Linked DNA regions of Homo sapiens: regions 1 and 2 are each linked to region 3. The links are chromatin loops, found by intact Hi-C in ENCODE. Cell type or tissue: PC-3. All regions are shown on one strand.

The links. A loop is a pair of places that touch in the nucleus more often than their neighbours do. Peaks named below come from ENCODE experiments on the same cell type or tissue, not always from the same donor. Only the 100,000 strongest peaks of a DNase experiment are listed, where the experiment ranks them.
Region 1: it touches region 3 in a loop (8-fold over the local background); 48 of 110 quality-filtered maps call a loop at or near these places.
Region 2: it touches region 3 in a loop (8-fold over the local background); 52 of 110 quality-filtered maps call a loop at or near these places.

The regions. Positions count from the first base shown.
Region 1 is chr6:54,264,633-54,272,632 of GRCh38, forward strand. It overlaps MLIP (muscular LMNA interacting protein), which reads left to right. Exons shown (of 14, transcript NM_001281747.2): 14 at 1,318-1,648. The coding sequence ends at 1,323. Among named protein-coding and RNA genes, the nearest start is that of TINAG, 40 kb to the right of the region's middle. In PC-3, a CTCF peak has its summit at 3,366 (motif pointing left); a DNase peak (open chromatin) is centred at 3,349.
Region 2 is chr6:55,066,273-55,074,272 of GRCh38, forward strand. No RefSeq gene overlaps it. Among named protein-coding and RNA genes, the nearest start is that of HCRTR2, 100 kb to the right of the region's middle. In PC-3, a CTCF peak has its summit at 3,086 (motif pointing left); a DNase peak (open chromatin) is centred at 3,079.
Region 3 is chr6:53,982,909-53,990,908 of GRCh38, forward strand. All of the region lies in intron 2 of LOC101927189 (a long non-coding RNA gene), which reads left to right. Among named protein-coding and RNA genes, the nearest start is that of MLIP-IT1, 12 kb to the right of the region's middle. RefSeq lists an enhancer at 719-1,918. In PC-3, a CTCF peak has its summit at 3,429 (motif pointing right); DNase peaks (open chromatin) are centred at 1,513, 1,943 and 3,453; H3K4me3 peaks cover 729 bases; H3K27ac peaks cover 2,833 bases.

The sequences.
Region 1 (8,000 bases), 280 kb after region 3:
ACTACTAAATGCTGGTACTTTAAGAAAAATCATGTTGGTGCTTTCAGAAAAAGCAAAATAATGGTAATTTTTATTTGTTAGAAAAATTAATGAGCAGATGTACTTGAGTCATTTCCTCCCTTCATTCTAGGGCTTCAGAGAATTCCAGATGATGAAAGCTACAGCTTACTTCTTACTTTTTGCCTGTTGATTTTCTATGGCCAGAACAAACCAGAGCAGTCATGAGCCACCCCTTTGTTAGTGCTTTTTATCTGTCTCCTTCTTCTAGTCTAAAATATACTTTCTCATAATAATGCAGAATGTAACCGCGATTCACAATCCTGTTTAGCTGCTTGGCCAAGACATTCACCTTGCACATAGGAGCCAGCTCTAAGTCACCACTGCTTCTTCACCTCATGATCTGGCTGAGGGCAAAGCACAGACAGTTGCCTACAGAAAGGCAACTGACCTCCTTTATTTTCTACCAGGCATTTCGGAAGGTTCCCATGTTAGTCATGAGTTGGAACCTGGAAATAGAAAGTTCTGGTCAGTTCCTCCATTGGTGTTATTCCGTCACATTGTTCTATCAGAGACATGTCTTAGAACTATATTTCTCTTCTTGCTTCATCTCTGATATTTTCTTTTATACTTTCTTTTGTATAATCTGCCTTCACAGTTGCCAATAGCCATCTTCCACTCAATTAAGTTTATCTTATCTGTTCCAGACAGTTCAACCCTATCATATAGGAACAGAGAGACTGAATGGGTAAAGAAATTATTGGAATCACTCCTCTACCACAGAGCAAAATTGTAAGATCAAGCAAATCAATATATGAAGAAAAGCGAGAGGTTATTTGGTCTTGGTCTTTTGTAATGTTCCTTTTTGCAAAAGCTGGGACTTAATTCAATCCCTATTCAGTTTACCTCCTTGTTAGATGATGCATTTTAGGGAATGGTGCAGTCAATGCTAAAGTGAAGTTAAGTCATCAGCCAAGTCATGGAAGGGTGTGGGTGTGGGTGAGATATAACAGTGCTGTTCCTTAAGGCAGCCCCTGCCCCTCAAAACCATCATGGCACTTTGTAGGAGGCCAGAACTGCTCTGCTGAACTGCCAAGAGATTGGAGTCTGATGTAAAGGTACAGCTGTTTGTCTTTATTATGCCATTAATAGTGAAACAAGGAAGGATCTACTTAAGGAATAAAAATAAGCTTTTCCTATTGTAGTATAAACCATTTTTTTGTAGGAGATGCTATGCCCAAATATTAATGTATAATTTTCAGGTGTATATTTTTAAATTTATTCATCTTAACCTGACTACCATATTCTCTTATTTTACAGCAATGAAGTTGGAGCAGAGGCTGAAAACACAGGCTGCTGAAGTTTTTTGGAATGCTGGTGCTAACCACTTGCTAGATTTAACTTTTTTTTTTTTTTCCAGAATGAGTGCTCCCTTTATGAGCTGCAGTGCAGCAGAACCAAAAAAAAAGTTTGCTGCAATTATATAGCATCACAGTGCTCTGCTAACAGCCAGCATAGAAGAGATTTACCTACAGCTTTTTGCACCACTGTTCTAGCCTTTAATGCCTTCTACTTAATATTAAGCTGACCGCAATACTAACGTGCCCCTATATTTGGCAGCCAAATAAAGAAGAATCGTGGGTAAATAGAAGAATGGCTGTGACTATTTTTCAATACAAATTTTATTTAATGCATACATTTCTAACTGAGTCAGGTTTTTATTCCCCTTTTACTTCACTTTTTTACATGAAAAAAATCACAACTTTTAAAGTAACTAATTAGCTTTCAGAAGACGCTGATATTCAGAGGTTCTCTGGTGAGATCTTGAACATGAGAAAGTTGGTATTTTGTATAACACACATTGCTTTCCTGTTCTGTTGGGATTCGGTGCTGCTGGGACAGACTATGTGCCAGGAGCAGCCCAGTGCTGATGAACATCGCGTTACTGGAGTGTCTGTGTCTGGGATACCACTGTCTCTCTGCCTGTCACCACATGATTCTTGTGAAGACTACTTTAGAGTTAGTTTGTATCCAAAATCCTGAGAGCAGCAGAGACCATAGAGCAAACCCATACTTGATGACAGTCCTGAGAGCCCCCTAGAGGCACATCATGTGCCCACCGTGTTGGCCATCTTCAATTTATTTCCCAGTTGTCATCCCCAGCAGTCTGTCCTAGCCCCCTCTAAGTGATTTCCTTCTTCTGCTCATATGGGAAGCCTAGGATAACACACATTAAGAAAGAACAGGAGTCTGGACAGTGAGCCCCTGATGGTAAAGCAGTCTTGGGAAAACTGGCTTCATTCACTCTTTGCACATTGCCCATGTTCTCTGTGGAGCCAGCTCTGAGCCACAGTGCCCCTAAATCAAGCTTCATCACCCAGTCCCATCACCCAAACTCAAGCAGGGAGAGTGACCTATAGAAGAGCAACTAGGCTCCTTCATTCTCCAATAGCCATTTTAGAATGTTCTAATTTCAGCTATTATTTGACAAATGGAAATAAATACTTCTCAATGTCCCCTTTGTTGGTGTTAGAGAAGCAAAGGAGGCTCAATAAAGCCCTCTGCTCATCTCTCCTTCCCCCCAAAAAAACCATTTCTCCATCAACCTGATAAATTGTGTGGAGCATCACTTTAGATTATTAATAATGATCTCTAACATTCACTGTGCTCTTATCATGAGCAATGCACCACACCAAGTACTTTACATGAATGTAATTTAACCTCCACAATGAGCCTGTGATGTTGGTAATATTATTATCCATATTTTATTTTTGTGAGAACAGGCTCCTCCAAATGGTTAAATTAAGCTAGTAAGTGGCAGCGGCAGAATTCAAGTCCAAGTAATCTGATTCTAAGACCAAGCCACTTACTCAATCATTTGTGTAGTTATTTACGCAGTCATTTTTGGATCTCCAGTGTAAAAGGGTGACTTGATTACACTCCTCAGCTCATGGCAGATTTCTGTCACAAATTTGGGCAAGCCCCCCTCATGTATGCTTGTTGATTAATGATCATCATTTATAAGAATTTCTATCTTCCCTTCTCTGCTGTATGCACACATTCTTATTTATTTAATGTATATCTTTTGCTCATATATGTTTTGAAGATGTACATTGTTTTGTCTGCATATATATTTAATAAATATAAATGGTATTGCTTATATTCTGTTTTTTTTTTTTGTTTTTTTCTACTCAGCTCTGTTTTTAAAGCTTTATACACATTGCTCTATAGACATCTATTATATTGTGTTCTCACAGCTGCGTGGTAGAGTCTCATCACATTTTACTTATCTACCCGCCCAGCCTTGGTCTCTCAGGTTGTTTTCCTGTACCAACTGTTGTGATGTACATTCTTGCATGTGCCCCCTTGTGGACCTCTGTGAGAATTTCTCTGGAATACATACATAGGACTAGAATTGTTTAATCCTGAAGTTCCCATGTACTTAATTTGATGAAATCCTCCCAGATTACTTTTTAGAGTAGCTGCACCATTTTTTATTCCCATCAGCAATGCATTAGGTTTCTTATATCCCCAAGTACCTTTCCACCTTTGAAGGTCTGATCTTTGAAACATTAGGATCCAATGTCATTGGAGGCAACTCTTAAAATGGGAAGGTTGTTTGACGTGGTGTCCTATTCATCCTATATTTTCCAATTCTCTAAGACTTTTATACCCTTTAACTCATTGCAATTTTCAGTCAAGTATTATTATCTTCATTTCATTTGTCAACCTAAATAACAGAGTGAGGCCCTTAAAAGAAAAAGAAATTTATTTGGGAGTAGAATATTGCGGTGGGTATACATAGGCTATAGTAAACTATTTGCATGCATATTAAGGGAAGTAAAAAACAATAAAGAATTTTAAAGGAAAAAATGAGGAGGATTACATGATAATTTTGAAATAATTATCCTTAACTGCAAATATCAGTAACAAAGGTGACACCAGTTCAAGATTGGATAGGCAGTTGCTGTCCTTGTAGAAATATTTTGTTGTATAAGCTTCCCATGGCTTTTGTACAAGGTTGTGATTTTGCAGAGTTTTCTGTAATAGCTTTTATCAGGCATAGTAGCAGGAGAACTCTCTCTTCATGGCCGTTTCTGGCTCTATCAGATTTTTGTTTTTAAATGTTTGTGACTCCATTTTGATTCTGACAACTTTCACTTGTTACTGAAACATTTGAGACCGACAGGTTATTTGACTGAGGTCACCAAATTAGTGAATGACAAACCTAGCACAAGGTCTTTTGATTTTCCTACTGTGTCATTGCTACAAATTGCTGCATCTGAACATCATGGTTTAATTTATTTGTTCAGTTTCTCAGTAAAGAACAAAGTCTTAAGAGCGTGAGCATAGGAAAGGCAAGTGTTGATTATTGGGAGAACATGGGACATGAATTAGTGACTTTTCAGTTTGGTGAGCAGCACATTCAGTGCACTAAGGAGGTTGGGGGCACTATGTATGTTTCTGAGGAGGAAGGAGATGGGGACAGATGATGTGGAATTTGCCAGGTACTGAGACTGCATCTTTATTTGGGTTCTTCCAGAAGCGAACTCTAAGACAAGGATTTAGTGTAAGTAGTTTATTTGGGAGATAATAATAGGAAACACTGATAAGGAAGTGAGGAAGTAAGCTAGGGAAGCCAGTTACTACATTGGGCAACTACTGTAGTTTATTTCCACTAAGAAATTTGAGGACACAGGTTGAACAGTCCTCAGACTTCATTCAGTTTAGAGGAAAGGAAACTAGGGTAGTAATTCTTAAGTCTGACTATTAACCTTTACGTGACTATGGCTGTGACTTCCCTCTTTATAAAGCTTTTGTTTTTTTCGGACTTTTCATTACACATCACCGGTGGGACCCATTATTTTCTTGTGAAATTTTAATTTGGTGAAAATGGAAGGTCTTTTGAATATTGTTCTTCATAGTCTCTGAAGTAAAGTGCAGAAACAAAGAGATAATTGAAAGCTTAAGTAACAAGGGAATATTCTCAGAACTTTATCTATTGGGCAAGCAGAAAAATCTGCAATTAGGACAGGGAACAAAAATTCTACTTTAACTAGACTGCTGCAGATTTCTACATGTGAATTGTTTATCAATTAGAAATTAAATCAACTGTATGAGATGATAACTTGATTTATAAGAAGAAAAGATTGCTTTGCTTAGAGTAAATCCAGAGGTCTTAGAGTAATCAACTAGTAGTTAGAAAATATTTCTGGATTTGTTTAAAATATATAGCACATTTGGGGGACATTTCATATATTCCTGTGGTAGGTTGTAAAATTAAATGTTTTATTCCCTTCATACTTTAAAATGTATTATTTTCAATTTATTTGACTAGAAATAGGCTTTTCTCTTCATTTTATAGTTTAATAAAAACGCTTTAATTTCTTATAAAAGTTTTCTAACAGATGTATATACAATTGCTCAACATCACTTAAGCACCTGAGTCCATATTTTCCTTAATTGGAAACTCTGGGGATAAATTCAAAAAATAAAACCACACAACAGGCAGAGGAAGAGTCATAAATGCTAAAAAAAAGAAGGAAAAGTAAAAAAGACAAATTTTTCCAGGGGGCTACAGATTGTGATTTAAAAATATTGAACAGAATATCTAAATTGAAACAATGGAAAACTCAATTAAAAATATGTTTAGCCAAAAATATGTTCTGTGGAAGTACTAAGAGGCAAAAGGTTCTGATAATAATGTGAATAGAACTGGATAATATTTCTCACAAGGCTTAGAAGCCTTTTCAACTTCGAGCTGAGTTAAATCACTTAAGGGCGTAGAAATTCTAGAGATTTTGTCAACTCTGCTTTTGAGTCACAGTTCAGTCTTTTTGTTTTTCTTTTTAAATCAATACTAGTTTAGGTAAAAATAGCAGAAGTTGTGGAGAAATTAAAGTTAGCAGCTTACTTCTCTTTTCCAACTAACAGATAAAGTTTGTAAAACCTTTTACTTAAGTCATTTAAGATTAGAGAAAGAAGTAGATTTTGAAGAATGCGTAGTAGGCCAGGCTCTGAACTTTTAAGAACTGGTGCTCAGTTAATATTAGGTAGGTTCAACAGAATTTAGGAAAGTATACCAACAAGGACTGAAGCTTTCATTCATTATTATATACTAAGGCAGTAATACTAGGGAGAAAATTCTATTTTTCAAAATTTGTTTTTGCACACAACTAATAATATTTACATAAAAGGGAGAAAACAAAAATGTGTACTTTCTTCTAAGTTTCCAGTCCTATCACTGCTCACAGATTTTGCTTGCATTTTTGCATCGGGCGTAATAATAAGGGAGATTAAACGTTAAGGTTAAGATGTGGCAGAATTGGATTGGAATTTTGGTCTTTTTTTCTCTGAAGGTCTTTTTCCTCTACAAGTGTTTTTCCATTTTTCTTCTGCCATGAGTCAAACAGTTAACACTCTCTTGGAAGTCACATTCCCTTCTCTAAGGGTACATCAGTAAGAGCTATGAATGGAGATTATGACAGGTGGGAGCCTCTTTACCAGCTCGGGCGGCAAATAGTTTCAAGTCTGATTTTTCAGATTAACGGTTCAAGTTTCCACTTGCCCAACAAGCAGGAAATCTGAATAACTATGTTTGGATATTCTCCTCTGAATCCCCTTGCCCAAAGCCTCCTTTATGCAAGATGAAACTCCTTTTTGGGAACTAAGCTCCACTTCTCTCAGACAATCTTGATGGGCACAATACTACTCAAACAATTCTTCCTAAATTAACAAAATCTGCTTTAAAGAGACTGTTTCTTGAACTATGGACATAGTTCTGTATTTTTGATTTCTCTTTTCAAACTTCTGCCTTACTTGACACTCCATTACAATACAGGAGGATTTAGAGATTACATCCATTTCAGTGGCATGCCAGCTGCTCTTCCTCTCTTCTTCTGCACGTGCTAGTGCTTTACCACTCTAATATTGAAAACTTCTGTTATAACACCCTATTCCCTGAATAATTGAGAAAACCCAGTGTGATTTGTTCACCACTTCAGAATACACTTGCTAAATCATTCTCAATAGTAATATGTAGAATGCTGCCTCTAGTTAAGACTGGCTTAACACATCCCTGCTTGCTAAGATAAATTCAATGCCCTCTCCAAGATTTCTGTGAATTCCCAAAGATTATATTTTTCTAGAGCAAATTCCTAGCTTCTATGGAACATTCATGTCCTACTTCGCATCTTGCTGAAACATTCTTAGCACGCCTTCAGTGTGGATCACATTCCCTTTACCTGAGAATCCCTACCTACAAGTCCCCTACACCAAGGTATAAGCTAGACTTTTACTGAAGATTTGTGAGCTATGGTGATAACTGAGAGATGAAGACTTATTACATGTCAACAAATGACGGACTATTTAAATTGGATTTTAGACTTCCTAGTTCTTAAAAAGGAATGAGTCATTTATGACAAATTGGCATCTTCCATTTCCACCTTGCTGTTTGGAGTCCTTCTCTCATTTTCTCTCTCCTTAACTTCATTCTGTCCACAAATTGCTTCTTAATTTTTATACAACTGTTTTACTATCTCTTTCTTAGATCTTCTATCCATCTAAATAGCTTATTGATTTTTCTAAATAAAAAGCTTCTTTCCTCAGAGCTGCGTCAAGAGATACAATAATAAGTAATGCCATTAGTGCTCAGAAAGTAGTAGCCAAAATTTTCACCTAAAAATCTACCACAACTTTTTTCCCGTTCTTACTTTAAAGAAAGTGAAAATATCACAAAACTTCAGCAAATTGGAATCATCATAGTAAAACAAACAACAAAAGAATCCCTCAAACCCAACCCCAAAAACAGTTTTGTTGGTCCCTTCTGGAGTTGCTCCTCAGGCATTCCCTGCCCAAGGTGAGACAACCAGCCACAGAGCTCCCACAACGGGCTACTCTTTAGCCCCTTTCACCTACTGAGACCTTCTATCTTCTCAGCTACTCTGCCACTAACACACTTGGACTCTCCCTCATTGCCAGGCCCCTTTCATATCAATAACTTG
Region 2 (8,000 bases), 1.1 Mb after region 3:
GTGAAAATGAATCTGGGGTGAATACTTCTACCAGAATCACAGAAGTGTGGATGTTAAAACATAAATGTGGGATCTTTAGCATTTTACAAGTATAGTTGCCTTTAAAATTCAGACAAATTGTGTAGTACTGATAACATAAATGTATAATATAGGGATAAAATGTTCAGATTTTAGGACAATATTAGAGACCTTCTTCCAGGTTTCATGCAGGTGATTAAACTGCCCAAGGACTTTGAAAAGATACATAAGAAAGCTAAAGAGAAAGGGTGAGAACTGGCAGCAGTTATCTAAAGGAGGATGTAGAGAAGGAAGATGACAAAAAATTGAAGGTACTGAAGTAAACAGCCAACCCATGTAGTATTTGATGTAGAAAACTACTGAAATGTAGACTCATGGGTTGTACAGGCTGGAGAAAGGTAAGAAGAAGAAATGAGACTACTGTATCGCCAGAGCTGTAAGTATCCACGCCAAAACCCCAGACTGGCTACCCTCAGTGCCAGAAGAGGCAGGAACAGGATTTCGGATCAGTATTCAAATGCTGCAGATAGCTACCAAGTGATGTAACTTTTGCCATCAGTGTGGCTCTTTTTTATGCCTGGATATTATTTAATTTCCCTGTAACTTGGGAATATTTAGGATTTCATACACTTCTTTTTCCTTCTTCCATCATTGGCACTCGTTATTTTGCCCCGATCCTTTATGATAAGCACTTGGGTTTCTGAGTGAAATATACTGATATTCTGAAACCTGTTTTTTTGTTTTATTTATTTATTTTTTGTTTTGTTTTGTTTTGGTCTGTGATATTTCAGCAGCTTACATTTCTTCAAGGGAACTTTAGATTTCTGAAATTTCTGCTCCAAGATTTTGCCTTTATTCAATTATTTTTACTGCATACATTTAAGGTGCACGACATGATGTTTTGATATACTTATCCTGATATACATACACATAATGAAGTGATCACTACAGGCAAACAAATTAACATATCTATCATCATATAATTACTTTTTTGTGGCCAGTGTATCTAAAACCTACTCTTTTGGAAAATTGTCAGTATATAATGCAATATTTTTAACTATAGTCCTCAAATTGTACATTAGATCTCTAAATATATTCATCCTACATAACTGCAAGTTTGTATTCTTTGACCTGTATTTTCCCATTTCTCCCTTGCTCCAACCCACCCCCGTTAACCACCATTCTATTCTCTGTTTCTATGTCTTCAATTATTTTTTAAGATTCCACATATTAGCAAGAACATGAATTATTTTTTTTCTGTCTTTGGCTTATTTTACTTAGCATAATATCCTCTAGGTTCATCCATGTTGTTACAAGTGGCAAGGTCCTCTTTTTTAAGGCTGAATAATATTCAATTGTATATACATAAATTTTTAATTCATTAATCTGTCAACAGATACTTCAGTTGTTTTCAGATCTTGACTATTGTGAATAATTGCTGTAACTAATATGGAAAAGCAAATATCTTTACTAGGCGGTGCCTTTACTCCTTTGAGTATATACCTAGAAGAGGAATTACTGGGTCATATGGTAGTTTCATGTTTAATTTCTTTAGGATTTCCATACTTTTTTCCATAATAGTTGCACAAATTGAATTCCCCACCAACAGTGTACAAGGGTTTCTTTTCCTTGATGCCCTCACCAACACTTGTTATTTCTTGTCTTTTCGATAAAAGCCATCCTGACAGGTGTGAGATGATATCTTGTTGTGGTTTTTATTTGCGTTTCTCTAATGATAGTGATGTTGAGCACATTTTTATATAATACCTGTTGCTCATTTCTATGTCTTCTTTGGAAAAATGTCTATTCAGGTCCTCTGCTCATTTTTAATGAGGTTATTGTTATAGTTATTCCTATTATATGCTATTGAGCTGTGTGAGTTCTTTACATATTCTTATGTTAACCCCTTATCAGATATATGGTTCACAAATATTTGTTTCCCAACACAAGCCATTTCATTTTGTTTAGTGTTTCATTTGCCCTGGAGAAGCTTTTTCTTTCTTTCTTTCTTTCTTTTTTTTTTGATGTAGTCCTATTTGTTTATTTTTGCTTTTCTTACCTGTGCTTTTGGTGTCATATCTGAAAAATCATTGCCCAGACCAATGTCAAGAAGCTTTTCTCTTATGCTATTTTTCTTTCAGAAGATACAGTTTCAGATCTAATGTTGAAGTCTTTAACACATTTCCAGTTGATTTTTTAAAAGATAAGGGTTCAATTTTATTCTTTTGCTGTGGATATCCATTTTTTCCTATGCCATTTATTGAAAAGACTATCCTTTCTCCATAGCATCTTCTTGCTGCCCTTGTTTAAAATTAATGGACTGTACATACCTGGGTTTATTTCTGACCTCTCTATTTTGTTTCATTGACCTACATGTCTCTTTTTATGGCAGTGCCACACTGTTTTGATTACTATTGCTTTGTAGTAGAGTTTGAAATTAGGTACTATGATGCCTCCAGCTTTGCTCTTTTCATTCAGGGTTGCTTTGGCTAGTCAGAGTCTTTTGTGGTTCTGTATGTAGTGAATTTTAAGATTGTCTTTTCTATTACTGTGAAAAATGTCATTGAAATTTTGGTAGAGACTGCATTGAATCTGTTGGTCACTTTGGGTAGAATGAACATTTTAACAATATTGAAATGTCTTCCAATCCATGAACACGGGATATCTTTCTGCTTACTTGTGACTTCAATATTTTCATCAATGTTTTATAGTTTTCTGTGTACATATATTTTATCTCTATGGTTAAATTTATTCCTAAATATTTTATTTTATTTTATTTTATTTTATTTTATTTTTGGAATAGCATTCCTATACACTAAAAATAAACTATCTAAAAAAGAAATCAAGACATTGCTTTTTAAAGGGCCTGAAGGGCAACCCAGTGCCTTCTCTGGACTGGACTCCTGGAGTCTTCTTGGCATTCCTTCCCTTCTCCACGTTCCAATGAGCACACCACAGTCTCTTCTTAGACTAAGTGCAGGACCCAGACTCTTGGACTTTTTTCAGAACTTCTGTTCTATTCCTATTTGTCTTTTCTCCAGCTGCCTCTCAACCCTCCATCTGTACTGCCATCTGCTGGTTACGAACAGCCTTGTTCTTTAACAGCTTTGTTTTGGATCTAGTTAATATCAAGAAATAACCACGGTAATAATAAACAGTAAAAGATGATATATATTTAAAAATTATTGTGGACAAAACAAAAATTTTTTTATATCATGGAACTTTAACAATAAAATAAATAAAAATGCATTTGATATTAGATAGAGATAACTGCTAACAAGAACAAAATAAAAAAGAGAAAGGAGTATAAAATGTCTTGGAGGTTAAAATTTGTGATGGGGTATGTAGGGAAGATCTCTTTAAGAAAGTGACTTTTGAATAAACATTTGAGGAAGTGAGGAGCCAGCCATGTGGCTACCTTGTGAAAGACCATTCTAGACAAAGAAGAGCAGGAACAAAGGCCCTGAGGTGACAGCAAGCCTGGCATGTTCAAGACACAACAGAGGAGAAGGCATTGTAGATGGAGAAGGAGTGGTAAAGGTTGTGAGTGGTAAGAGAAGTTTTCAGAGAGGTCATTAGAACCAGTGCATGTAGGGCTCTTGTGGTCATTGTAGACATTTTGCATTTGATTCTAAAGCAGGGTTCTGGACAAAAGAAAGATATGACCTGTTTCATTTTTTAACAGTACTACTCTAGTTGCTTTATGGATAATATATTGTGTCTTAGAGATGTCAACAGATTTACTTAACCTTCTGAGACTTAAAGCCTAGGTGCCTAACCAAAAATATATCTAAACTAGTCAAATTGGTAACAAAAGTGGTTTAACCCAGAGCCAGTGAGTAAGACTTACCGACTTTATAGAATAATCATGCTTCTTAAAGCATCACAAGAAGATTGAAAATGCAACCTAAACCTAGGAGGGTAAAGTAGAATGCACAAGCCAGGGAAGCCTTACCTGAAATGCCTCTACGGCAGCAGTTCTCAAATTTCTTGATTTGGAGACTTCCCGGAACTTCTTATTCTTTAAAATTATTGAAGACCCCAAAGACTCTATGATTATGTGGGTTAAATACATTGGTATTTACCATAATGAAAATTATTAATAAATTAAGATACTTTAAAAATAGTTATATGTTTGTTCACTCAGGAAAGACAATAATAAATCCATTATGTTTACATAAATAACATAACTTTTTGAGCAGTAACTATATTTCCCAAATAAAAACTTGAGTGGGAAGAGTGGCATCATTTTACATTTATGTAAATCTCCTTGACACCTGGCTTAATACATAACAGTTGATTTTTTCTAATCTGCTTCACCATTTCTTCTTTTAAGAAAACACACACCATGTAGCTTGTGGAAAACTACACTGTATAATAAAGAAAGTTTGAGAGCAAAAAACACAGATAACACCTTTTTTGATTATTAAAATATTTTTGACCTGTGGATTTCCTGAAAAACAGGTCTCTGAACTACACTTTAATTTTTACACTCCTGTAAAAAAAGACAAGTTGTTATATGTATAAGGATCTACTTTGCTCCTTAAAACCTATGCCAGTGTCTCAGTAATAGAGGTAAGATGAATTATTATAAATCAGAATAAAGCATAATGAATATAGTAAAATTGTGCTTGGAAAAATATCCTAACCACGTGAGATTTGCACACCTAAATTGTCTTATATTGTTTAATTTGGCACATTCTTTGTTTTTCAAGTTTTATTATTTTTATTAGGAAATACAAAGAATATTAAGTTATTTGCGGGGGTTGGGGCACAATCTTTGTCTTGAAGTATAACATTTTGGCAAGAGATAGGGTGAGAAAAGAAAAATTCTAAGGAAGTAAAATGATTTGGGTAAAGACCAATTCCCTGTGAGTAATAATTGGTGAAAGATACTTTTTTCCTATTTTTCTTCATGACTTGGGACAGAGTTTTAGCCATGAGGGCAGTATTTATTATAATTCAGTGGACATGATGAGGTCTCCAAAAGTACTTAAACTAGACCTCTAGATTCAATTTAAAGTCGTATTCTAATATCTCAAACTAAAAAGAAAATTGTGACTTTTAATTCTACTTCTTTGAATTTCTGAGGCAAATTTCAACAAAGATTCAATCATATTTTTAAATTAATTCAATCTTACTTTAAAAACAGTAACGTTTGATACAAATAAATATACAATAAGGAAAAATCTCTACTTCAGGAAAAAAATCTATCAGCTACTGTTTTATAGTGATCTTAATTTCTTTTAGCACATTCAGTGGCAGAAATTATTTTATTTGATTGTGTTTTCTTTAGAAAAATATCCTTTTATTAGTTCTTGAACTATTACTAGCTTTCACAACACAAAATTTAAAAGGATTAACTTTCTAATTTGTCAAAATTATAATAATAACCCATATTTAAAAGATAATCAGAAAAAAACTTAAGATTTGGACATTGTATTTTTAATTTTTATATTACATGGTAGTTATATCATGTAGTGACTTCATTAACAGAGAACTTAGTTCAATAGTTATTTTCATTTTATGTTAATTCCTCAATTATTTGGTTTTATATTATGTAGGACATATAAGGATAAGCAGGTTATATGTAATTTTTTAATCAGCATTTTAATAAAAATAATTGAAGTCAACACTGAAAAGAAATGTGACCTACAACATATCACGGCATAGCAAAGCTTATTTTTGTAGCATGTGCCAGCAAATACAAGGCACTTGCCGTGATGCACACATACATATCTTCCTAGGCACCTTCATTCATTCTGCTCTCAAATTGTTACCTTCAACACTTCGTGCTTTCTTGTTTCCAAACATTGAGATAATAATATTAGCATGATTGTAGACCATTGTTACCAGCCTGAAAGCAAAAAGGGAATTATGAGAGTGGTTATCAAGTATTTTGGCAAGAGGAGGGGAAGCTTAGAGTAGAAGTGCCTTTGTATGTTAGAGGTGGGCCTTAGGAAGAAGAGGAGAGCAAAAGAGATAAATTTGAGTGTGGTTATTCAGAGGAGTTGATATCCGATGTCACAATGATTCTAACAAAATAGATTTCATCATAGTGCTTGACTTTGATACATTTCGCATTTATCAGGAACTGGGCTCTATCATCTACAGTTTCCCTCTACTCCATCCTTAATCCTCAACACCTGTACCCTTTTCTCACCATCTCCTTATGTTAATTTTGAGTTTAAGAATGTATTGCGGTTTTAAAATAATATTTCAAAGGGCCGGCGCGGAGGCTCACACCTGTAATCCCAGCACTTTAGAAGGCCAAGGCCGGCGGGTCATGAGGTCAGGAGATCGAGACCATCTGGGCCAACATGGTGAAACCCTGTCTCTACTAAAATACAAAAAAATTAGCTGGGAGTGGTGGTGCGCGCCTCTGGTCCCAGATACTCGGGAGGCTGAGGCAGGAGAATCGCTTGAACCCTGGAGGTGGAGCTTGCAGTGAGCTGAGATTGCACCACTGCACTCCAGCCTGGAGACAGAGTAAGATTCCGTCTCAAAAAAAAAAAAAAAATCAAATATATCACCCTTTTTTGATTACAAATAGTTTAGTAAATTCACTATGCTAATGCTTTTATTTTCTCTTTAAAGATTTGTAAAGAAAGAAAGAAAGAAAGAAAGAAAGAAATTATATTCTCCCAGTTTCTGGTCTAACATGTAAGGAGCTTGGATGTCACCACTCCACCCTAATAAATGTGGAGATGAACGAACTGAAAAATCAACTCTTCTTGGATCTGCAAGAGAAGTGAGGATTCAGGGCAAACCAGTGCCCCCAGGATTGGAAAGACAAATAGGCAAAGACAGAGAGTCATGGCTTACTGGAGTACCGATTCATGAACTGAAACATGGGAACAAGTGCTGGGGTAGGAAAAACGGAACTGTAATTGACTAATTGCTGGAAACTTAGTGTGGACAAGTATGATAGACAAAAGCTTCCGGTAGACCTAGTCATAGGGGAGCCCATACAATTTTGTGAGTTTTATCTCCTGGAAAACTACTGAGTTCTCATAGTCAGTACCTGAGAAAAATCCCCTCATGATTCCTGCGGTTGGAAGAGTAAAGGAACCATCTTGAAATATGTCAGATAATTATTTCCTGAGCAAGGTTTGCCCTCAGAAGAAAGTATTTAACTAGAGCTAACTTATCTGGGAAAAGGGAAATATTTAATTCCAGCTGGCTCTAGCCTTCCACTTGTAAGAAGAGAAATACTAAACTCAAGCCCACTCTAGTCATTAAGGGGTAAGGGGAGAAGATTGAGAAGCACTTGTGAAGTTTAGTCCTGAGACACACGCTTACTAAAAGACTGAAACCTAATCATAGGACTGTAGAATGCTTTCCCTCCCTACACTCTACCAGCACATTACTAAAGTTCTGTTTACAGCAGTATCTTTTACCCAACACATCATGTCTGGCTACATAGAAAAAATTACCAGGCATACTAAAAGGCAAAAAATACAGTTGGAGGAGACAGAGCAGTCTCCTCAGAATGAGACAGATACGGCAGAGATACTGGAATGATCAGATTGGGATTTTCAAACAACTATAATTAATATGCTAAAGGCTCTTATAGATATAGGAGACAGAACACAAGAACAAATAGGCAATGTAAGCAGAGAGATGGAAATTCTAAAAAAACCTTAAACGTTAGAGATCAAAAACACTATAACACAAATGAAGAATGCCTTTGATGGATTAATTGGTAAAGTGGACATAGAGGAAGAATCTCTGAGAATGAGGATATCTCAATGGAAACCTCCAAAGCTGAAAAGGAAAGAGAAAAAAAGACTTAAAAATGCCCAGAATATGCAATAGCCATGGGAAACTACAAAAGGTGTAAAATACAGGTAATGTGCATAACAGAATAAGAAAAAAGAGAGAAAGAAACAAATGTTTGAAACAACAATTTCTGAAAACTTCCCCAAATTAATGTCAGACACCAAAACACAGATATGGGAAGTTTAGAGGACACCAAACAG
Region 3 (8,000 bases):
GTACCATCTTTTCTGTCTGCAATTCCTGACATTTGTCAGATGAGGTCAATATAAAGGTATGCACTTTTTGACAAGGACGTGGTTGTCATGTTAGCTTCTTATGCCCTTAACTGCCATTTTGAAGATCAAGTTTAATTTCCCAGTCTTTGGATTGAAGAAAAGCTCAATTCCCAGTTAGCTTTACATGGCTACAATGTTATGACACACTTCTATTGAGAAATATAAAGATAATACCTATGATTGACATTAGTACTTTCATGGCTTTGTGTGTAGGTTACATGGGTGTTATACAATGATATCTGTAATGCCACTAGACCAGTCTCCGTTACTTCTGCTTTAGTTGTTTTATTAGTCTGTTTTGCCTTGCTATACAGAAATACCTGAGGCTGGGTAATTTAAAAAGAAAAGAGGCTTGTTTGGCTCACAGTTCTGCAGGCTGTATAAGCATGGCACCAGCAACTGCTTGGCTTCTGTGGAGGCCCCTGGAAGCTTCCAGTCATGGTGGAAGGTGAAGGGAAGGCAGGTATGTCACATGTTGAAAAAGGAAGCAAGAGAGAGGGGAGGGAGGCACCAGACTCTTTAAACAACCAGCTCTCACATGAACTAATAGATCAAGAACTCAGTTTCACAGGGAATTCCTGAGGGCTCCACCCTCGTGACCCAAACACTTCCCACCAGGCCCACCCTCCAACACTGGGGGTCACATTTCAATGAAATTTGGAGGGACTAACATCCAAACTATATCAGTTGTAATTGATTACATTAATGGATTTTCACTATTTTACTGGTTGCACTTAGGATAAAAGTTAAAGGATTTTAATATTAGCCTATGACACATGTTAGCTTGGGACAGAACCGAGCCTTTAGTATCAACCAAACTACCAGGCAACATGTGACTTTTTTTTACATGGCAGAATATACTTCATTGTATTTCCACGTTCTGCAAAGTTTTTTGGGGATAGGGCACTGATATTAATGAAAATTTTTATTTATGTATCATGTAAATATTTAAATTGTTTAAGTGCATTTTGGCATTATGCACTTCATAAATATACACAATGTTATAATTGTTAAAAATATTAGGTAAAAAATAAATATAAATTGTAGTTATGATCATTTCTTTTTGCCTACTCTGGGGGTATGTGCGCTCTATTTGGACTTCTCTATCAAGGTCACAAAATCATGATTAGATCCACCTTTCATATAACTAGGGAAATAAAAACAAACCAATATTACCATTCTGGAAGGAACTTTTCTGAGTCTTTTTGTCCAACTACTTGCTTTTTAGGCACAATTAGGAGGTTGTTTCTAGATAACATTAATAATTGATTCTATGTGGTTTTCAAAGTTCTAAATTTTAAAGAACTCACTCAATCATGCGTCAGAGTATAATTATCCCAAATAACTGGAAAAGCATATAAGTGATGACATGACTGTGATTCATTTCCTCTGTGTGGTCATTGTCTGACTCTGTGGAATCAAATGTTCATTTGAGAGCCAGGGGTGCCTGGGACCTGGGAAAAATGCACCCCTGCCCAGGATCCTCATTCTGTGAGTCACACACACAAAACCAAGGGTTGGTGAGTGACAGCTAAGACCAAGGTTGGAACCTACTCATAGGAGAAGCTTCATTTTGTTCTTCTCCAGCAGCGCCTATATAGCCACTTCTAATCTGCAATTCGAGGGATGGAAGGGTGTATTCAGTTTTTCTTCCCTAGTAATTTGAAACCAACTTGATAACAGCTTGTTCAAATGAAGAATGGATAGAACATCTGTTTAAATCAACTCTGAGAGGCAGAAACGGAACTTTTGTGTGCCTAATATTCCCATTGGCTAACCCTGTCCCTAAGCCTCCGTACCATGGCTTCTGAGAGTTTTTGGCCAAATGCCTAGTGGGAGGGCATGGTCCTGTTGGGAATGGTTTTTCTGCTTGGAGATGGCTTTGGCTTAGCATCTTTCTGTTCTCCAAGGCTGTTTACTCTGCCACCTATCCAGAAAGAATTTTTTTTTATGAGTCCACAATTTTTCAGTCCTGGAAAATTTTACAGTGTTTTCACAGACATTATTTCATTTGATGTTCATAATCCTTCAGGGTAAATAGGGTAGGTTGCTGGTGTCCGCGCATTATGGATAATGAATCAGAGATTCAGAGAGGATAAATCTGACTTCTACTCCAAACAAAAAGCAGAAAAATTATAGCAGAAGAAGCATATATCATTCTAGTTTTCAGCATATCTAGATTAATTCTGATTCATTTTTAATTTCAGCTGAATATGTTGTGCTTTCTCTATTGCTATCCTGGGGTTCATTTAGGGTGGAGCCACCTAGACATCATATACATGCCTTGGCTGCATTTACATCTCACCCCTCCTGCTTCCCCAAGTATAATCACCCCAGTGCTATGAAACCGATTAGAAGAAAATGAAGTGTTCAGTGCTAACTCCAAAATTCCAGGTGCTATGATACTGCTGCATACATCCAAAGGGACTTCTTACTTTAAGAAGCCCCCTTTTAAATGAAACTCTTGACTTCTTAGTGTTGCCTCAGAAATGTGCTCTTCATTGCAGAGAATATTACAGAGAATGTTCTGCTGCTTTGTGGAGGAACCATAGGAACTGTGCACGATCTTTCTTACCACAGAGTCACAAGGAGAAAATTGGCAGCTTAGGAGACCAGCCAGCTAAATGAAATGTCAGCCAACAAACAACTTAAATGCTCTTGGATCATTTTTCCTCTACTTTATCAAGTAGTTTTAGTTTGGGGGAAGTCAACAATCTTCTATGTTGCTTCCTTACTCAAGATTTCTCTGTCTCTGTCTTCTGAGGCATTTGTTTCTTTATGCCTGGATCTGCCACTTCACGTTTTGCCTCTTTTTCCATATCTACCTCTGACTCTATCTTCATCTTTTTCTCTCTCCCTTTATTTTCTTTATTTTTGGTTTCTCTCTTTCATTTTCTCTTATATTGTCTGTCACCTTGATTTCTATAAACACGTAATTATCACTAACAGATTAAAGAGCTTTATAAATGATGGTGAAAATTTGAAACAAATTTCTTAAAGAATCTTTGAATCATTGTGTGTGTGTGTGTGTGTGTGAGAGAGAGAGAGAGAGAGAGAGAGATTTAAGAGAGAGAGAGAAAGAGAAAGGTATTTATTGTTGACCTGTGATTTTCTCAATCCTAATCCTCAAATGAGAGTTGTAGAACTGGGATTGGAACCTGCAGCCAGCTAGGGACCACATCACACTGCCTTCCTCCTAGTCTCCAAACATATAACTGAAATATTATTGTATCTTGCTCTTAGTACCTCTCCTGTATAAATGCGCTCATGCATTTCTTTTCAAATAACTGTAATTCTAGATACATTTGCATAAATAGGATTAGAATCTTGCAAAAGTGTATTCTATCCAAAGGGTGTCTGCACAGGAGAAGGAGGCCAGCAGGTGTCAGTCTCACCTCAGAAGAAGAGCTGAGAATAGTTTCATTGTGGTTTTTCTTCATCGGAGTTTGCTTTTTTGAATGAACTTTCAAATAACCTAAGTTAAGTTCTTGTTTGTTTTAAGCAAACTCTGGGTTGATTTAAAAAGAAAGTAGGCTATCTCAACCTCATACCACCCCACAACCTGAGTTGTATACGGATTATTCTCTTGTTAAAAACCCAGCTATTGGATTGGGATATAATTTTATTATTGCTGGGCATCTGGGCATCATTTAATAGGTACTTTGAAATTTTTTTAATTGCATGGTAATTGAGTCATGATAGAGAAGTGTCCCTTTGGATGAGTGCAGCAGTATCATAGCACCTGGAATTAATTTTGGAGTTAGTCATCATCTGTACCAACCACACATTCTCCCACCCCATTTTCAGCTGAGGAAACAGGTTCAGAAAAGATTTGTTCAAAGACTCATGGCTGTGAGGAAGAGGGTCAGCATTAGGACTAAAATCAAGAGCCAAGTGGCTGAGTCTTTAATGAGCATATTCAGATTGACGGGGCAAAGCAACATCAGGCCCTAGTGGGCTGTCTGGATCTGCAAATGTTCACAAGTGATTATCTTCAGTGTAATCCCCATGGCAACATAGCAAAGTGCCTGCCGTAGCTGGATGAGAACTATGATTATGCTAGAGAAAGAAAGAAACTCCTAGGGACAGCTTGATTGAGGAGGGGTTGTTATGCATGTCGCCTCGCAGTGTTGTTTCTCCTTAGGCAGCAGTGGCAGCGATGTTTGAGAGGGGCCTATGGAGCTTGTTTACATAATCAACCGGAAAGCACTTGTCCATGTTGGTCTGTGCCCAGGGGCTGACAAGCAAGCCAGAAATCACTCTGGTTTGTGTTTCTGTAGTTCTTGAAGATGTTTAAAGATGGTCACTCCTCCAGATGATTTCTGCCATTTGCTATGGGGATCACCACACCCGAGCAAGCTGCAGAGCTTTAGGGTAAGGAACAGATGTGATGGTAGTTTTTCCAGAGTAAATGCTTGCCAACCTTGGCTGACGAAACTAGGCTTAACAAACATGCGGACAAGCTCAAGGCAGGCCTCCCCACGAATTACTTTCCCTGGGTTTTAAAAATTGGTTTACAAATGTTAAATGTTTTTTGTTAAAAGACATGTCTCTATAAATCAGAGCCTGCAAGTGCCTTTAAGAGAGGCAACTAAGTAGCACCCTAGTCTAGTCGGTTAATACCACTGCTGTAGACAAGAAGGTGTGTTGCTGGATTCTGCTTCAAGGATGGGCTTGCTGGCCAGCTGTGGGGGGTGCAGGCATCAGGCAACCCATAGTCTTCATAGCCTTCTGTGTCTGCCTCAGCTGCAGAGAGACGCCTGTCCTTTCGCCCTCAGCCTGAGCAGCCCACCTCCATTAACTGAGATGGAGAGAGGGATAGCGGCCCAGCCACTTCTGCCTAAAGGGGCCATCTCTGTTGGATCCTACACTTCTGAGCTCCCAGTTGGGTTGGTTCAGGCTTGTTGGGCCTGCATGGCAATCCTTCTTTTTCCTTTGCCAAATCCATCTTTGTTTGCTGCCATTCACAGGTGTTGATCCAAAATCTATCTTAGTATCTGCTTTTAGGAAACTCTGCAACAATCAATCTATCTTTTCTGCTTGGAAAAGAGTAGAAAAAAAGAAATAATTGGACCCTTAAAGTAAATGCCTAAAAGCCTTTTCAGATAACTTACCTTTTCAATAATTTTTATATAAGAGAGGAAAAGATTACAAGTTTTTTAGTCTCAGGAAAGAAAAATTATCTAGTATTAATACTATAAAAGTAGTTAGTTATGTAGTAAGTTGACTCTTAACATAGCCCACTTAACCACTTTTTACAATGGGAAGAAAAGTTTCCTGATTTCTTGATTTATGAGGCTCCAAAAACTCTTGTTTTGAAGGTTTTCACACTCAGTTCCTGTTTAATTAATAATTGCCCTGAATGTTTTCCCATGTATCTAATTATGTTTTGCAGTTCCATCAACCTTCCTAGCTAGTCTCAAAATACCAAAACGTTGCCTTGCCCTTGTTGTGGGTGTGGTCAAGGTTTCCTCTCTTGGGATTTCTTGCATGGGGTATGAGGGGTGGTGTTGTGGGGGAGAAGGAGAGGGATGCATAGAGTGGAGAAGAGAGTGTAGGGCGCTCATCCCTAGGGCACCAGCCTCTACTCTGTTGCCCCAGAAATGTTTCCAGACGTGTATCTGGACTTCACCCTTTAATTACCTAATTGGGTAGGTTGTAGGTAGTATGGAATCTAATGAACTGGATCAGGGAAAAAAAAATCTGAAGGAATAAGTGATCTCTCCTTGAAGGTGCTGCAGAGGTAATGAGCAGAGTTAATGAGTGACTGATCCATGGTGGTGGTCAATTTAATTTGAGTACTGAGGTTGAACACATGCTAGATGTAATAGAAAGCAATATTCATATGCAACACGTTGGGTTACATAAAATCTGGAAAGCTTATAATTTAAAAGATACAGACACACAAAGCAACGATTCAGGCCAAGCCAGATTTAGAACTGTTTTTTAATATGAGACTGAGGGATGATATCCTGGATCTCACAGGGGCTGGATTTTGCCTGAGTGTTAGAGCTAAGATAACATCTTATTCTTGTCTATATTTCAAGAAGCATTCTTATTAGGACCATCTTCTAGAAGAAAGAAAGTTACATTTAAGAAGATTGAAACGTGAGTCAGTTTTCCGTATTGGAGAACGATGAAAAACCAAATATATGAATTCTGAAAATTTTGTGAAAGTAGACACCTTAAAAAAATAAGAAAACATTATGAAACAGAGTTGGTCTTCATTTTTAGGTTTAACCAATCCTATTAATAATATATAGATATACTTTTGTCATAAAAATATTGTTTAGGTTTTACTCAGTAAGTTGTGAAAGCTATTTTGCTTGCTTCTAATATAGTTCTTAGATTTCATCTCATAGTAAAAAAAATTACAAACTTCTTACAAAATGAAAATATCCTTTCCCTCGGTGATGATTCAAAACAGTCAATAATATTTTCTCACAATGCTACTGATGGGGTATTCTCAGAACTCTCCATTTTTAATTCAGATACATTTCTAGTCAATTTCTTTAACCTCACAGTGGGAGGTTTAAACTAAGTGATGTCACTTTAGGTATACTCAAATTGGCAATGCAAATATTTCCTTTGTTGGACATTGGGTTCTCACAGCATCTCCTAAACAAAATACATTTGCTTTAAAATTAGTGGCTTCCATCATGCATTGGCTGGACTGTTTTGTAAGTCTGTAGTATAAAAATCCAAAAACATTTGCTTCCAGCTGGCCTGTCTTGAACTAACACTGTTTTTTTTTCCTTTTCTCACTTCACTCTCTGACCTTTTAGAGGGTTTTCTTTTTTATGCTGCTGTTAGCTTTCATCTCTGCTGGTCATTCTTTCATCCTGTTTCTTCTGGGTTTCATTAACCTGTTTGTGTGAATGTTCCTTTTTTTTGTTTGTTTTTGTTTTTTAATATGTACCAGAAAAAGAAAGACTTCTTATAGTCGTGGTCACTCAAAAGTGTTGGTGGTTTTTTAAGAGGTCTTAATTGGACTTAATCCATATTTAACTCCCAGCATTTTATATAAGATACATCTTATTGTTCAGACTCATCTTTTCTAAAAGATAGTAGGGTAGGGAGAAAAAGGATACAATTTTTGAGCAATTACCAAATCTCAGAAAAAAATGTTCTTACCAGGTCACCTGGGGATAACGAAGGCAGTTTGGAGATTTTCTTCTGATTGTTTTTCGTTTATTTATGCTTTGAGTATCAGTGTTCAGTTTTAAATTCCCACTGAGAATGTTCTCATTTTGTCATTAAACTTGAATTTAGTCTCTGAATTTTTCTCTTGATGTATCACACTAATGTCCAGAAGAGTCATTAAGAAATTGTAAAGAGACCCCAGTGCTATCTATATTTATGGTCTTCTTTAGAATGTGTTTATCAGATATTTGTGACTCTCTTCATAGAAGTAAAATACTAACATTAAAAAAGAGATTACCCGAGGGCTCAAAGGTGCAACATTATCTTGGGTTTTATTTGTCAACAATTTGAAATGTAAGAAAAAAACTGAATGTATGAATGTAATCCTTTGAAAAGGTGACTCTTACTGGTGGACTTGGTCCTCTGGAGTTGAATGAATGCTTCTGAGACATAAGTACTTTTTCTTTTCCTCCCTACAGGTTGGTAGGACAACGCTTTCCATTAACTTTGATTTTACTACTCCTGATAGTCTGACCTTTATCTTCTAATCCAATTACATATTCAAATTTCTTCCTTCTGTTTATTCTATCTACCTTTAGATGAGCCAACTGAGAGATGAACATTTAAAATGCATAAATACGTATTTTGCCATACACTGTTTTTTTTTACTTTATGCTTTATACATCATGAAATTTACTGGTAAGACATCAAACACTTATTGAAGGCTGATATGGTCTGGCTCTGTGTCCTCACCCCAAATCTCATCTCGAATTGTAATCCCCATGTGTCAAGGGAGG